Regions from separate parts of the Homo sapiens genome. Here all the other regions are linked to region 2. Evidence: chromatin contacts called from ENCODE Hi-C or POLR2A ChIA-PET data. All regions are on one chromosome and are shown on one strand. Each heading gives the region's core, a stretch centred on a gene start or an enhancer-like site at or near the end of the contact. The rest is flanking DNA. Distances are from core to core; before and after follow the strand shown. Region 1 holds the start of DBR1 (debranching RNA lariats 1). Region 2 holds the start of ATP2C1 (ATPase secretory pathway Ca2+ transporting 1). Region 3 holds the start of PCCB (propionyl-CoA carboxylase subunit beta).

Region 1 (4,036 bases), core at 918-3,417, 7.3 Mb before region 2:
TTTTTAGTAGAGACAGGGTTTCACCATGTTGGCCAGGCTGCTCTCGAACTCCTGGCTTCAAGAGATCCATCCACCTTGGCCTCCCAAAGTGCTGGGACAACAGGTGGGAGTCACCGCGGCCAAAAAACGAGATTTTTAAACTAAGAATCCAATGAAACAGAAACAGACAATAGAATCAGCTCTGCAGATAAGTAAGATATTGGGCTTAGAAGACAGGCAACCTAAAATAACAATGATTAATATATGAGAGAAAGAGAGGAAAAGATGAAGGAAATAAATTAAAAGATAAAGAATCTCTTTAAACTATTGGCTTCACTGGAAAAGAATCCAATATAAATCCTAAAATTGAAAAGGACTATAATGTTAAAACATTAATAAATGAGTTTGTACATTGGACATAGAACAAAATAGGATTAGTAAACTAGAAGAGAGGTTATTAGAAACTATCCAAAATAAAACACTGATAAAAATGAGAACTATGGAATAGAAATAAAAGATAGGTAAAATACCATGGAAAAATTCCAAAGGAGTAGGAAAAGACAGAAAAAAAAGCAACATTTAAGTAGATACTGACCAAGAATATTCCAAAACTGAAAAAAGATACCAAGCTATAGATTCAGAAAGCATAAATGAGTAAAGTTCAAAAAAAAAACCACCTAGATATATTTTATTAAAATAGCTTTAAGGAGTAGGGAGAGAAAGTAGAGAAAGAGAAAACAGTAAATAGCAAAGAAAAAGACACATTACTGGCTGGGCGCGGTGGCTAACGCCTGTAATCCTAGCACTTCGGGAAGCCGAGGTGGGCGTATCACTTGAGGTCAGGAGTTCGAAACCAGCTTGGCCACCATGGTGAAACCCTGTCTCTACTAAAAATGCAAAAAATTAGCTGGGCATGGTGGTGTGCACCTGTAATCCCAGCTACTTGGGAGGCTGAGGCAGGAGAATCGCTTGAACTGGGGAGGCGGAGGTTGCAGTGAGCCGAGATCGTGCCACTGCCTCCAGCCTGGGCAACAGAGTGAGAGACCGTCTCAAAAAAACAAAAAACAAACAAACAAACAAAAAACCCACATTACTTTCAGTGAAAAAAAACCTTAAGTTTATAGGTGACTTCTCAGTAGAAGATAATGCAAGCCAGAAGATAATAGAATGCTATTTTTGAAATGCTTTGTAAAAAAAAAACCACACACACACACACACACACACACACACACACACACTGCTTAACTGGTATTCGGTACTCAGTAAACACACCCTTTATGAATTAAGGTGAAACAAAGACATCTCTTTCTTTCTTTTTCTTTTTTTTTTTTTTAGACGGAGTCTCACCCTGTCACCCAGGCTGGAGTGCAATGGCACGATCTCAGATCACTGCAACCTCTGCCTCCTGGGTTCAAGCGATTCTCCTGCCCCAGCCTCCCAAGTAGCTGGGATTACAGGTGTGCGCCACCACGCCCAGCTAATTTTTTGTATCTTTAGTAGAGACAGGGTTTCACCATGTTGGCCATGCTGGTCTCAAACTCCTGACCTCGTGAGCCGCCCGCCTCTGCCTCCCAAAGTGCTGGGATTACAGGTGTGAGCCAGCACACTGGCTTCTTTTCTTTTCTTCTCTCTCTCTTTCTCTTTTGTCTCTTTTTTTTTTTTTTAGACGGAGTCTCGCTCTGTCGCCCAAGCTGGAGTGCAGGGGCGCGATCTCAGGTCACTGCAACCTCCGTCTCCTGGGTTTGAGGGATTCTCCTGCCTCAGCCTCTGAAGTAGCTGTGATTACAGACGTGCGCTACTGCGCCCAGCTAATTTTTGTATTTTTAGTAGAGACAGGGTTTCACCATTTTCCCCAGAGTGGAAAGAAATTTTTAAACAAACAAATATCTAGAAAAAAATTAATCTGTCGTCGGCCTACACTAAACAAACAGGAAAACTTAAACTGAGCTCTTCAGACAGAAGAAAAATGATTCCAAAGAGAAAAATGGAAATCCAGGAAGAAAAGAGTAAGGATGGAAAGAGTACATTTGTGGATGTATATACAAAAAAATATTGACTGCATAAAACAATAATTAAAAAAAAAGAAAAAAGGAAAAAAAGAAAATAAGTTCCCTGGGATCCCAGAATTAGGTTTGACCTTCCCGGTCCCTCTCTCGCGAGATCTGGAAACCGGAAGTGAATTATTTTGCAGGAGTCTACACCCAGGCGGTGGCTATACTTATTAAAGTTGGCGGGAGCTGAGCGATCAGTCGGTCCTGGGCTGGCTGTGGTGTAGGGCGTTGCAGGCAGCGCTCACCTCCTCAGGCCGGCAGAATGCGGGTGGCTGTGGCTGGCTGCTGCCACGGCGAGCTGGATAAGATCTATGAGACGCTGGCGCTGGCAGAGCGGCGCGGCCCGGGGCCTGTCGACCTCTTGCTGTGCTGCGGCGACTTCCAGGCGGTGCGCAACGAGGCGGATCTACGCTGCATGGCCGTGCCGCCCAAGTATCGTCACATGCAAACCTTCTACAGGTGAGGACGCGGCCGGGCCCGGACTTGGCGGTGGGGGGGTGGGACTGGGTTCCCTCTGCCACTGGCTGCCTGTTTCCCTTAGATCCTGTCTTTGTTCTCTCTGTATCTCTAATTGGTGCCTAACTGAATACAGGGGTGAGGTAGTGGGAGGCGGGAAATGTATTCAGTTCGGTACTGTATTCAGTTAGGTACCAAATTATGTCAGTTTCACTAGCACCCTATCTCATTAGGTGCTTAGGAAATGTCACTTTCCTTCTTTCCATACACATCTTATCCATTTCAAAGGGTGTCGAAGCCTGGGAGGGGATAACCTGGAGGAAGAAGCTGACAGGTTTAGATAGCTACCTTGTACTTGATAGGACTCTGGAATTAGTTCATTCAATGATCCTGAAGTTTTTACTGGGCCCCTGCTATGTGCTTGTTGTGGTTCTAGAAGATGAGGTTATGGCAATGAACTCGAAACAGTTCTTGACTTAATTGAACGGGCACTGACTTGAGGCTCAAGGTGGAAGCTCTTCATTCCTAAGGGCAAGGATGGATACTGGGCAATTCCTTTTTTTTTTTTTTTTTTTTTTCTTGAGACAGAGTTTCGCTTTGTTGCCCAGGCTGGAGTGCAGTACCGCGATATTGACCCACTGCAACCTCCGTCTCCTGGGTTCAAGCGATTCTCCCACCTCAGCCTCCCGAGTAGCTGGGATTACACCCAGCTAATTTTTGCATTTTTAGTAGAGACGGGGTTTCACCACATTGGCCAGGTTGGTCTCGAACTCCTGACCTCAGGGGATCCGCCTGTGTCGGCCATCAAAAGTGCTGGGATTACAGGAGGGAGCCACCGCGCCCAGCCCCAGGCAATTCCTTTTGAAAGAGCTTTTTAACTTTTTATGATGAACTCAGTTTCTTTTTTTTTTTCGGAACTTATTTGCTTTTCTGCTATGCCTAATTGTGGTAACTGACTTTGCTCTTATGTTCTAGGTATTACTCTGGAGAGAAAAAGGCTCCAGTTCTCACGCTCTTCATTGGGGGAAACCATGAAGCCTCAAATCATTTGCAAGAGTTACCCTATGGTGGCTGGGTGGCACCAAACATTTATTATTTAGGTATGTGATTGTGTTTGTGGATACTTTTTTTTCCTGGGATGGAAGAGCTTATCAGGATTTGCGTTAGTTGGACTGTGTCTTGACATGTATGGTGTTTGGAGAATGTCATTAATTTAAATACTTAATCGTGAAAATTTAATTAAGATAGTTAATTATTAAATGGTTGATCATGAAAATATGCCCTTCATCTAGTGTTTTAAGCACTAGCTAATATAATTGCAAAGACCTCACACACTATTTGTAGTCCCTTCATTTTTTCTTACAATTTTTATTGAATTAAAGACCTTAAACTTTTATTAATAGAAATTCTTAAGCATACACAAAAGTAGAGAATAGTATGATGAATCTCAGTACCTGTTAACCAGCTTCAACGACTATTATATTGCAATCTCCTGGATTTTTTTTTTTTTTTTTGTGGGAAGAGATGACTAGAGTATTTAAAGCAAGTCC
Region 2 (4,290 bases), core at 457-2,956:
TCTATAAGAAACACCCATTTCAAAATTACTAGTCCTAGTCAGACAATCAAGCTTACATTCTCAACAATGGAAAAACAAATTAGAAGCAGCCAGCAAGACTGCAGCTCCTTTATACCAGACACATATTTTTTAAAACAAATTATACCAGAGGAAAAAACTGTCATTTGTTAAGTATCTTTTATAGTATTTTGCAGCCCGGTTAAAGGCAGAAGAAAAAAAAATGATCACGCACAAGTCAGAAGTCAGTCCAAAGAATAAGTGTTGTTTCAGGAGGGGGAAAAAAAATCACTTATTCACAGTTGTTCAACAATTTTAAAAATAATCAGTGCTGTGTAGGAAAAGCATTAAATATTTTAACGAGGCCAAAGGGATCATGTAACATGTGAATGACGATCTAATGTGTCCAAAGTGTACAGTGAACAAACAGGTTCCGCTGTCAGCCTCCTAAATGATGTTTTGAAATAGGGTGGAACTTTAAGAAAAGCACTCATCTCATAACATTTCATTAAATTCACTGGGTTTTTTTTGTGAATTGAAAAATAATGAGTTTTTTCCCCAATGCTAGACATAATAAAACATGGCTTGCTTTCTTATAAATGAATCCTGCCACACACCACATCGAGGCTTGAAACGCCAATATACAGAGATGCAGCCCCATCCCCTTGTCCCCCATTTCCACTTCCCCTCGAGTAATTCCTTTCAAATAGCTATTTAAACATGCACAGACGCTATCTGAAATGAAAACTTCCCTCTCATTCCCTAAGCTGAAGAGAGCAGGAATTCCTCAAGAAAGCTGAATCAAGCTCAGTCACCCACAGAACCTCAATCTCTCAAATGCCCCATGTTACCAAAATAAAAGCTGGATACCCTAAGTAAGCAAATCCTTGGACACTTCACATACACAGTAAATAAATAAGCTCACGAAAATAAAAAGGTGGAAAAACAAAGACAACTTAAAAGCAAACCACCACACCCTCAACTCCGCGTTGCAACCGGTCGGCCAGGGGCCTTTACCTTCATTTTCCATCGAAACTGCACTCGGGTTGATGGCTACAAAGTCTTTAGTGTCAGCCACGGCCACACTGGGAATAGAGAGGAGAGGAGGAGGACAAGGAAGAGAAGCCCCCGGAATCCCAGGCTGTCACCCCCGCTCCCGGCCACGCGTCCCACGGCTGCTCCCACCACCCCTAGCAGCAGCATCTGCAAGAGAAACCAGGAGAAGCGGCGCTGACGAGAGGCTGAGGAAGGAGTTCCCCGCCCAGCCACTATCTCGGGAGCCCCCCTCCCCAAGATCCCGCACCCGCCCCGTCGTGTGCCCGCAACGTCCCCAGCTCACGCCAGCGGGGCGGCGCCCTAGAGATGCCCCCCCATCCAGGGGATACCCGAACCTCCCCTTCCTTCAGAACCTGGAAGTTTCTAGAAATGGGGGCAGGAGGTAATACTGGTACCCACCCAAAGCCCCGGACAGCCCTCCTCCAGGCTGCGGGGTCTCAGCCGCGGGGCTCGCGGGGGCGCCCCGCGCGCCTCGGGAGAAGAGGAGCTGCTCGCGGGGCAGCGGTGCGAGGCGGGAGCCTGCTCCCGGCGTGAGAAGAAGCGAGCGGGAGGGAGGAAGGGAGGGAGAGAGGGCGGGCGGGGAGGGGAGAGAAGAGGAGGTGAGGGGACCCGTCACGGTCCGCCGGGCCGGCTCCGCGAGGCCGTGCTGGTCTGCTCCCGCCTCCGACTCCTGCGCTCCGCCCCTCCCCGCCGCCGGCCGCCCAGTCGCGCCCCGCACTCCTGGGCCAGCCGCGAACCCAGCTTTGTCACTATTACTTCCGCTGAGAGAGGTGCGCGCAGGCGCATTCGTGTTCACGGGCTGGGAAGGCGGAAGTGAAGTGAAGGCCGAGACTTCGGCCCGGAATGGACAATGTTTGGGTTTGGATCCGTCCGGTAGGAGGTCGCTCGGGGTTGGTGGCCCGCCTTGTTCTTGCTGGCGCCTCCCTTACCCCAGGGACGGTGTCCGCCCGTTTATATGCACCCCCTGAACGCGAGGGTCGGAGATTCGCCCACGCCCCGTGTCGGCCACGCATTCCCGTGGGGCGGCCGCGGGGTCGGCCCAAGCTGAGAGTCATGGCCGCTGTCCCCGAGGCGTTTAAGCGCTCTCTACAAAGTCTGTAGGGGAAGCTGCTCCCGTCGGGGTGGCAGTCACAATCTCAGCAGGCAACGTTGAGGCCCACGGAAGGAAGGGGCGAGGTGTCCATGCTCCTGCCAGGGACTGGAGCACCGTGAGCAGCCTCCCGAGTCTCGCACTCTCACTTGCAAAACCCTGCACTGACTGCTTGGTTCTTGGGGGAGCCGGTAATCGCGGGGCGACTTCCCAAAATTCTTTAAGGGGTGTGCTTAGTTACCATGTGTAATGAGAGAGCAAGGTTCAGCCTCAGAGAGCTCCAGGGAGAGCTAATCTTTTTCATTCGTTTGTGGTATATGGAACTGGGGAGAGGCTGGAACAGCAATTAGAAACCAGTCGTACAGCTGTCGAAGCCAATGAACGAGCACTTCTTTTAGCAGCTGTACCTTTGTCCAGTGTCAATGCCTTTTCACACGTAAACATTTCACTTGCTCGGCATCTTACCCAGACCCCTAATAAGTGCTTTTTAATGAACGATTGGTTTTAATAAACCGTGGTGAGCCAGACATATAATGTTGAACAGAAGTCCTCTCACACCCATAACCACTAGAGGGCAGGGCTTCACCTACTGAGTTGGTGATCATCCTACAGAGAACTCAAAAGAAAATTTCCGTATATGCTAGATGTGTTTTTCTCCATCAACACTTAGACACTTTACAAATTTGCTTTTTATCTCAGGTCCTGTAACATATCGCAGTGTGCTCTCTAACCACACGTTCAACATCAGAATTAACGGACGGGGTTGCCTGTGTTTCTATATTTGTTCCCAAGTAAGTGGTACTAGACTAGGATTGAAAATTCTGGACAGCTTTCTAGATTTACCTTTCTTTTAAGAAATATTGAACTTTTATTCAGCGAGGTCACTTTTAAAGATGAACCCATAAAAATCACTATCAAGTAGATTTCTAGTCTTAACGAGTTAACTATGATCCACCTCTGGCATGCATGGTCAGTGATTTTTGTCTGCACAATGACGGAGCCAAATTAACGGACGGGGTTGCCTGTGCTTCTATATTTGTTCCCAAGTAAGTGGTACTAGACTAGGATCGAAAATTCTGGACGGTTTTTAGATTTACCTTTCTTTTAAGAAATATTGAACTTTTATTCAGCGAGGTCACTTTTAAAGATGAACCCATAAAAATATCAAGTAGATTTCTAGTCTTAGGAGTTACTATTTATGATCCACCTCTGGCATGCATGGTCAGTGATTTTTGTCTACACAATGACATAGCCTGTGATTTGTACAATGATTGTGATCTCTCGTAATCAATTTGTAACAGTTATTACTGTACATATTCGACCTTGAAACAGCATTATATTAAAAACAAAAGCACCTAAGGTAGGAAATTACACAATATAAATACTTTGATATTAACATATGCATTTACAAAATAGAGGGTAACTGTACAGAATTTGGTATTGGGTCACTTTAGCTGAAACATTTTTCTAAAGCAACTTTTCAGAACTATCTGTTGTATTAATATACTGCAATACTCTAGCATTAACACTGAATCTATAACTCCTCCAAAAGATTTATAGCTCCATGGTTTATTCCTAAAATGACTTAAACTGAAATTTTACTTTTGGTCCCCTAAATTATGAAAATCATTGTTCCTATTACTAAGCCAAAAAAGAAACTGGTAAGATCAAGATCAACTTTACCAAGAAGAATTGACCAATTAGTCATTTTATATAAAAAACTTAAGCATCTGGAAATTTTGGTGTCTGAGGGGGTTCTGGAACCGATCCCCTGTGGACAATGAGGGATGACTATATACATATATATGTCATACACACACATATGTATATGTATAGACAAACATATACACATATATATGTATATTCATACACCCACATATACATACACACTAGCCTTCTTTCAAAAGATTTTTGTAAGAATCTCATAAAGTAAGTGAACACAGGTTGCAAATTATAAGCACTATAGAAGTATAAGATTATTATAGAGAGAATCAAGGAAATCCCTGGAGTGTTAGCTAGCTACAATGGGATTGATGGCAATGAAACATATTATTTCCAAGTTTCAGCTTATTGCTTCCATAGAAATCAAAGCTCTAAAAATTCTTTCTACTCTCCTTTTGTCCTGAATATTTAACCTACAAAATTAA
Region 3 (4,060 bases), core at 850-3,349, 5.4 Mb before region 2:
TCCATCTCTACTAAAAATACAAAAATTAGCCAGATGTGGTGACACATACCTGTAACCCCAGGTACTCTGGAGGCTGAGGCAGGAGAATTGCTTGAAGCTGGGAAGCAGAAGTTGCAGTGAGCTGCTGCACTCTAGCCTGGGCAACAGAGTGAACTCTGTCTCAAAAAAAATAAATAAACTTACACCCTTTGACCCACTAATTCCTCTTCTGGGAAAATCTACGGAAATGGTCAAAAATTGTTTTAAAAGGGGTGCAGGGCCGGGTGCAGTGGCTCACACCCATAATCCCAACACTTTGGGACGCCAAGGTGGGTGAATCACTTGAGGTCAGGCGTACAAGACCGGCCTGGCCAACATGGTGAAACCCTGTCTCTGCTAAAAATACAAAAAAAAAGTTGCCAGGCATGGTCGTGGGCACCTGTAATCCCAGCTACTTGGGAGGCTGAGGCAGGAGAATAGCTTGAACCTGGGAGGCAGAGGTTGCAATGAGCCAAGATCGCACCATGGCACTCCAGCCTGGGCAACAAGAGCAAAACTCCGTATCAAAACATAAAAATAAAAAGGGGTGCAGGAGGGGGTTCATATTAAATCAGCCTCCTAAGTTAACTTTGGCAAAAGAAAAACAGCTTCTGGAGGCTTCATCTAAACCTAGTAGGATCTACCTGGGAAAGGGCTAGGCGATGTTCCAGGGAAGAATTGAGCAATAGGCCCCAACAGAAAGAGTGTACAGGAGCACTGACAGGCCTTTCCAGAGGATGATCTAACATCTCCCTCAGCCCTAACAGAGTAGGTTAGAAGTAGCCCCAGGGGAGAGAAAGCACTCCTAGCACCACAAACCATCACTAAATTTACATTTCACTCTCAAGTGTCAAAAGGAACTGTTACCTTTGGACCCTTGTCAAATGCGAATTTATGACATCTGAATCAATATTAGACAAATATAGAGCTGTTCAAATCTCCTCACTTTAAGACCCCATCCCTCCCCCAGTGCCTCCCTCATGGTTGTGAGTTGTGCCTGAATACTCTTCATCTGTAAGAGTTTCACTTCTGCACCTTCCCGTTGGTTAATTCGTTCAGCACAACGGTCCAGACTCACCCACCAGTCACGGACACACTGGGCAAGCCTGGTTTCAAGTCAGGGATCACCTCTCCAAAATGGGCCGCCCAGCTTATCTCTGAAGGCCAGCTGGATTCTCGCCTCAAAACCCAGGCGGTGGGTGGCAGTGTTTCAACTGCTCAGTCCAGCCAAACATCGAGAGTAGCCTGCGCACTCCCAGAAAGGCCACCTGCTTCCGACACGTGCCTTTGCTACCCATCAAGGCGAGGCATGCTAAGGCCCTAAAGAGCTCGACCAGGCATTCTGCGGGCAGAAGTTCCACAAGTTCCTGCACGCGCACATCCCCCATTTCATGTTAGTGGAGTATGCCCAAGTTCAGTTTTCCTGCTTCCACAAAGGAGAAAGAACCTACCATCACTCTTTCATGGGGCACGAGAATAAGCACATGGTTTTTACTGAGCGCCTATCATTTTGCTATCTATGGTCTAACGATACACTTGTGAAGGAAGAATTATTATTAAAATGACCCACAGAGATTTAATAAGTTGCCCAAAAGCTTATGTTAAGTGTTGAGCTGGCTAGAGACGAGCCAGATCCGTCTAAATCCCAAGGGTTAAACAGTATGAAAAAGCACACAGGTGCTTCTGCTGGTTATACCCGCCTCCACGAGAAACGCTACAGGTTTTCAAGGTGAACACCCTTGCTCCGGCCCCTCCAGGCACCGTGCGGATTGGCAGGGAGGCCTCGGACGCCGCAAGCCGGGCACGCAGTGATAGGTCGCGGACGCCAGGGGCGGGACTCACTTAGGCCCCTCAGGACTCACTCGCTTGTGCTGCGCGTCAATACGGCGTTGGCCCCCTCCCAGCAGCGCGGTCCGGCGCTTGTTTTCGATGCGTTCGTTAACAGAGGTGGCCTGGCTGCAAAGGCTGCGGACCGCGGCGCGGAGACCGCTCGCCAGAACGCTGAGCCTTGCCCCGACCGCCGCCACCCGTAATGCCGCCGCCATTTTTGCTGTGCCGGCGCGTCCCCTACCGGCGCACCTGAGTACGCATGTGCTAAAGCGTGGGTACGGCGCTTGCGCAGCATCGGCTGGCTGTAGGGAGCCGCGGGGGCTGGACTACAGAACCTGCTTGGGAGTAAGGCGTGAGAGTTCGAGACCCGGTGCTGCCCGAGGAGGGTCGCGCAGAGAAAAAGTACAGGGCCTGCCTGGCTGCACAAAAAAGGGACATAGTCCTTGCTCTTCTCTGACCACCTAGACCCTTAACTTTGTCGTCCCACTTCCTACAGAAAATGATTATAAGATTTAACCAACATTTATTAAGCATTGTGCCAGGTGTTGCTTTTTGCACTTACCATGCACTAGCTTACTATCTGGATTTCACAGATGAGGTAAATCAAGCACAGAGAGATGAGTGATTTGATCAAGAGGCAAGACTGAGGCCGAGGTAGGTGAGCCCAGGAGCCCAAGACCAGCCTGAGCAATATAGTAAGACCCCACCTCTACAAAAAAATTAAAAATTAGCTGGGCATGGCGGCTTGCACCTGTGACCCCAGCTACTCGGGAGGCTAAGGCGGCAGGATGGCTTGGCCCAGGAAGTCGAGGCTGCAGTGAGCCGTGATTGCATCACTGCACTCCAGCCTGGGCAAAACCCTGTCTCAAAAAAAAAAAAAAAAAAAAGCCAAGACTGACAATGTGGTTGGCCAGGATTCAAACTCAGAGACCTATCATTAATATGTGCCAGATAATGAGCACAGGACCCTTAACCTCTAATCAGTAGTTCTCAAAGTATGGATCCCATTAAAGAAAAAACTATTCATGACACTTAATTATTCATGTTTAAGAATGGTAAGGCAAACTTTATTCAGGCCCAATCTGACAGAGGTAGGGATAGAGTTTTGCCATAAGTCAGAGCGATTGGGCTGAATATAGCAAAGTGGTAATTTATAGCTAAGGGGCAGTGTGTGGAAGTCAGTGGATGGAAAATTACTAAGAGGAAACATTGGCGGGGAATCTGGCTAAATTGACCTAACAGGATTCCTGCCCAAGGCAGGTCAGGGTAACTGAACATCACCTGGGGGATGGTGGCGGTATGGGTCAAAACCAGATATGGAGAGTAATCAGATATCAAGAATGGAGGATTCTGGCTAAACTGACTTGGCAAGTTTCTTGCTAAAATGGAATTCCACAAGGAATGACATGGGAGCCCACACTCAGGCCTAGTCAAAGAGAGAGCTCAGAAGAGCCTGACCAATGTTTGATCAAGGAGGGAATCTTGTCAATCCAGCAACTTCAGTATCACCTGGGAGTGAGTTGGAAATGCAAGCTCGAATTCTCAGAACTTACTCCAGACCTTTAAATCAGAAACTCTGGGGCTGGGGCCAGCCATCTGTTTTAGCAGATGACCTTTAGGTGATTCTGATCTGCTTGCTAAAGTTTAAGAACCACTGCTCTAGGAATTTGGAATTGTACTGTTGAGAGCTTGACCATCTGTTTCTCCCACTAACAGGCAGGTCTTCAAGACAAAGAACATGGTTTATATTTCTCATTTTTAGCCACAGAAAACTGCTAAAGTTGATCATGAGCCCTTCCCAGATCCAGCTCATAGCCAGGGCCTTCATAAAGTACAAATTCTGACCTATGACCTTAATGTTAATGCAATTCAACTCAGAAAACATTTTTGAGCACCTACCATGTGCCAAGAACTAAACATCAGTACTGATTGCATTTCCTGGAGTAGTAACAGTTCATCTAGATAGAGAGGGCAGCTTAGAGGCCAAAGCCTCTTGGCTAGGCAAAGCCCACCTGTATCTGTATAACTCCGTAATGGGTACTCTTGACCTTGCATTTGGGTCCTTGCTTTAAAGACTTTACCAACCTAGAGAGGCAGATGGACAACCTAGAGAGGCAGATTGCCTTGGGAGCACAAGAGAGAATTTGAGTAAGGCTGAGTGTGTTGAGGAGAGTTTCTCCAAGAAAGCATCCATATGCCAGGGAACAGAAGC

What was found. A loop is a pair of places that touch in the nucleus more often than their neighbours do. ChIA-PET counts read pairs that join two places held with the same protein, here RNA polymerase II (POLR2A). Pooled maps may share reads with other maps.
Region 1: a map of naive thymus-derived CD4-positive, alpha-beta T cell shows a loop between it and region 2 (21-fold over the local background). The contact joins the promoter of DBR1 here to the promoter of ATP2C1 in region 2. A Hi-C loop is called at or near these places in 1 of 168 maps with a recorded cell type or tissue (naive thymus-derived CD4-positive, alpha-beta T cell) and 3 of 50 pooled maps. POLR2A ChIA-PET finds 5 or more read pairs at or near these places in 1 of 52 experiments (naive thymus-derived CD8-positive, alpha-beta T cell).
Region 3: a pooled map shows a loop between it and region 2 (11-fold over the local background). The contact joins the promoter of PCCB here to the promoter of ATP2C1 in region 2. A Hi-C loop is called at or near these places in 1 of 168 maps with a recorded cell type or tissue (CD8-positive, alpha-beta T cell) and 3 of 50 pooled maps. POLR2A ChIA-PET finds 5 or more read pairs at or near these places in 1 of 52 experiments (naive thymus-derived CD8-positive, alpha-beta T cell).

Annotation. Positions count from the first base shown.
Region 1 is chr3:138,173,052-138,177,087 of GRCh38, reverse strand. DBR1 (debranching RNA lariats 1) reads left to right here and starts at 2,167. Exons shown (of 8, transcript NM_016216.4): 1 at 2,167-2,489; 2 at 3,462-3,586. The coding sequence starts at 2,293. RefSeq lists an enhancer at 2,252-2,461.
Region 2 is chr3:130,891,500-130,895,789 of GRCh38, reverse strand. It overlaps ATP2C1 (ATPase secretory pathway Ca2+ transporting 1), which reads right to left and starts at 1,706. Exons shown (of 28, transcript NM_001378687.1): 1 at 1,453-1,706; 2 at 1,015-1,200. The coding sequence starts at 1,020. It overlaps LOC107986023 (a long non-coding RNA gene), which reads left to right and starts at 1,869. Exons shown (of 3, transcript XR_001740492.2): 1 at 1,869-2,934. RefSeq lists a silencer at 1,452-1,841 and an enhancer at 1,932-2,151.
Region 3 is chr3:136,248,379-136,252,438 of GRCh38, reverse strand. It overlaps PCCB (propionyl-CoA carboxylase subunit beta), which reads right to left and starts at 2,099. Exons shown (of 15, transcript NM_000532.5): 1 at 1,881-2,099. The coding sequence starts at 2,063. RefSeq lists enhancers at 1,625-1,674, 2,305-2,364, 1,594-2,460.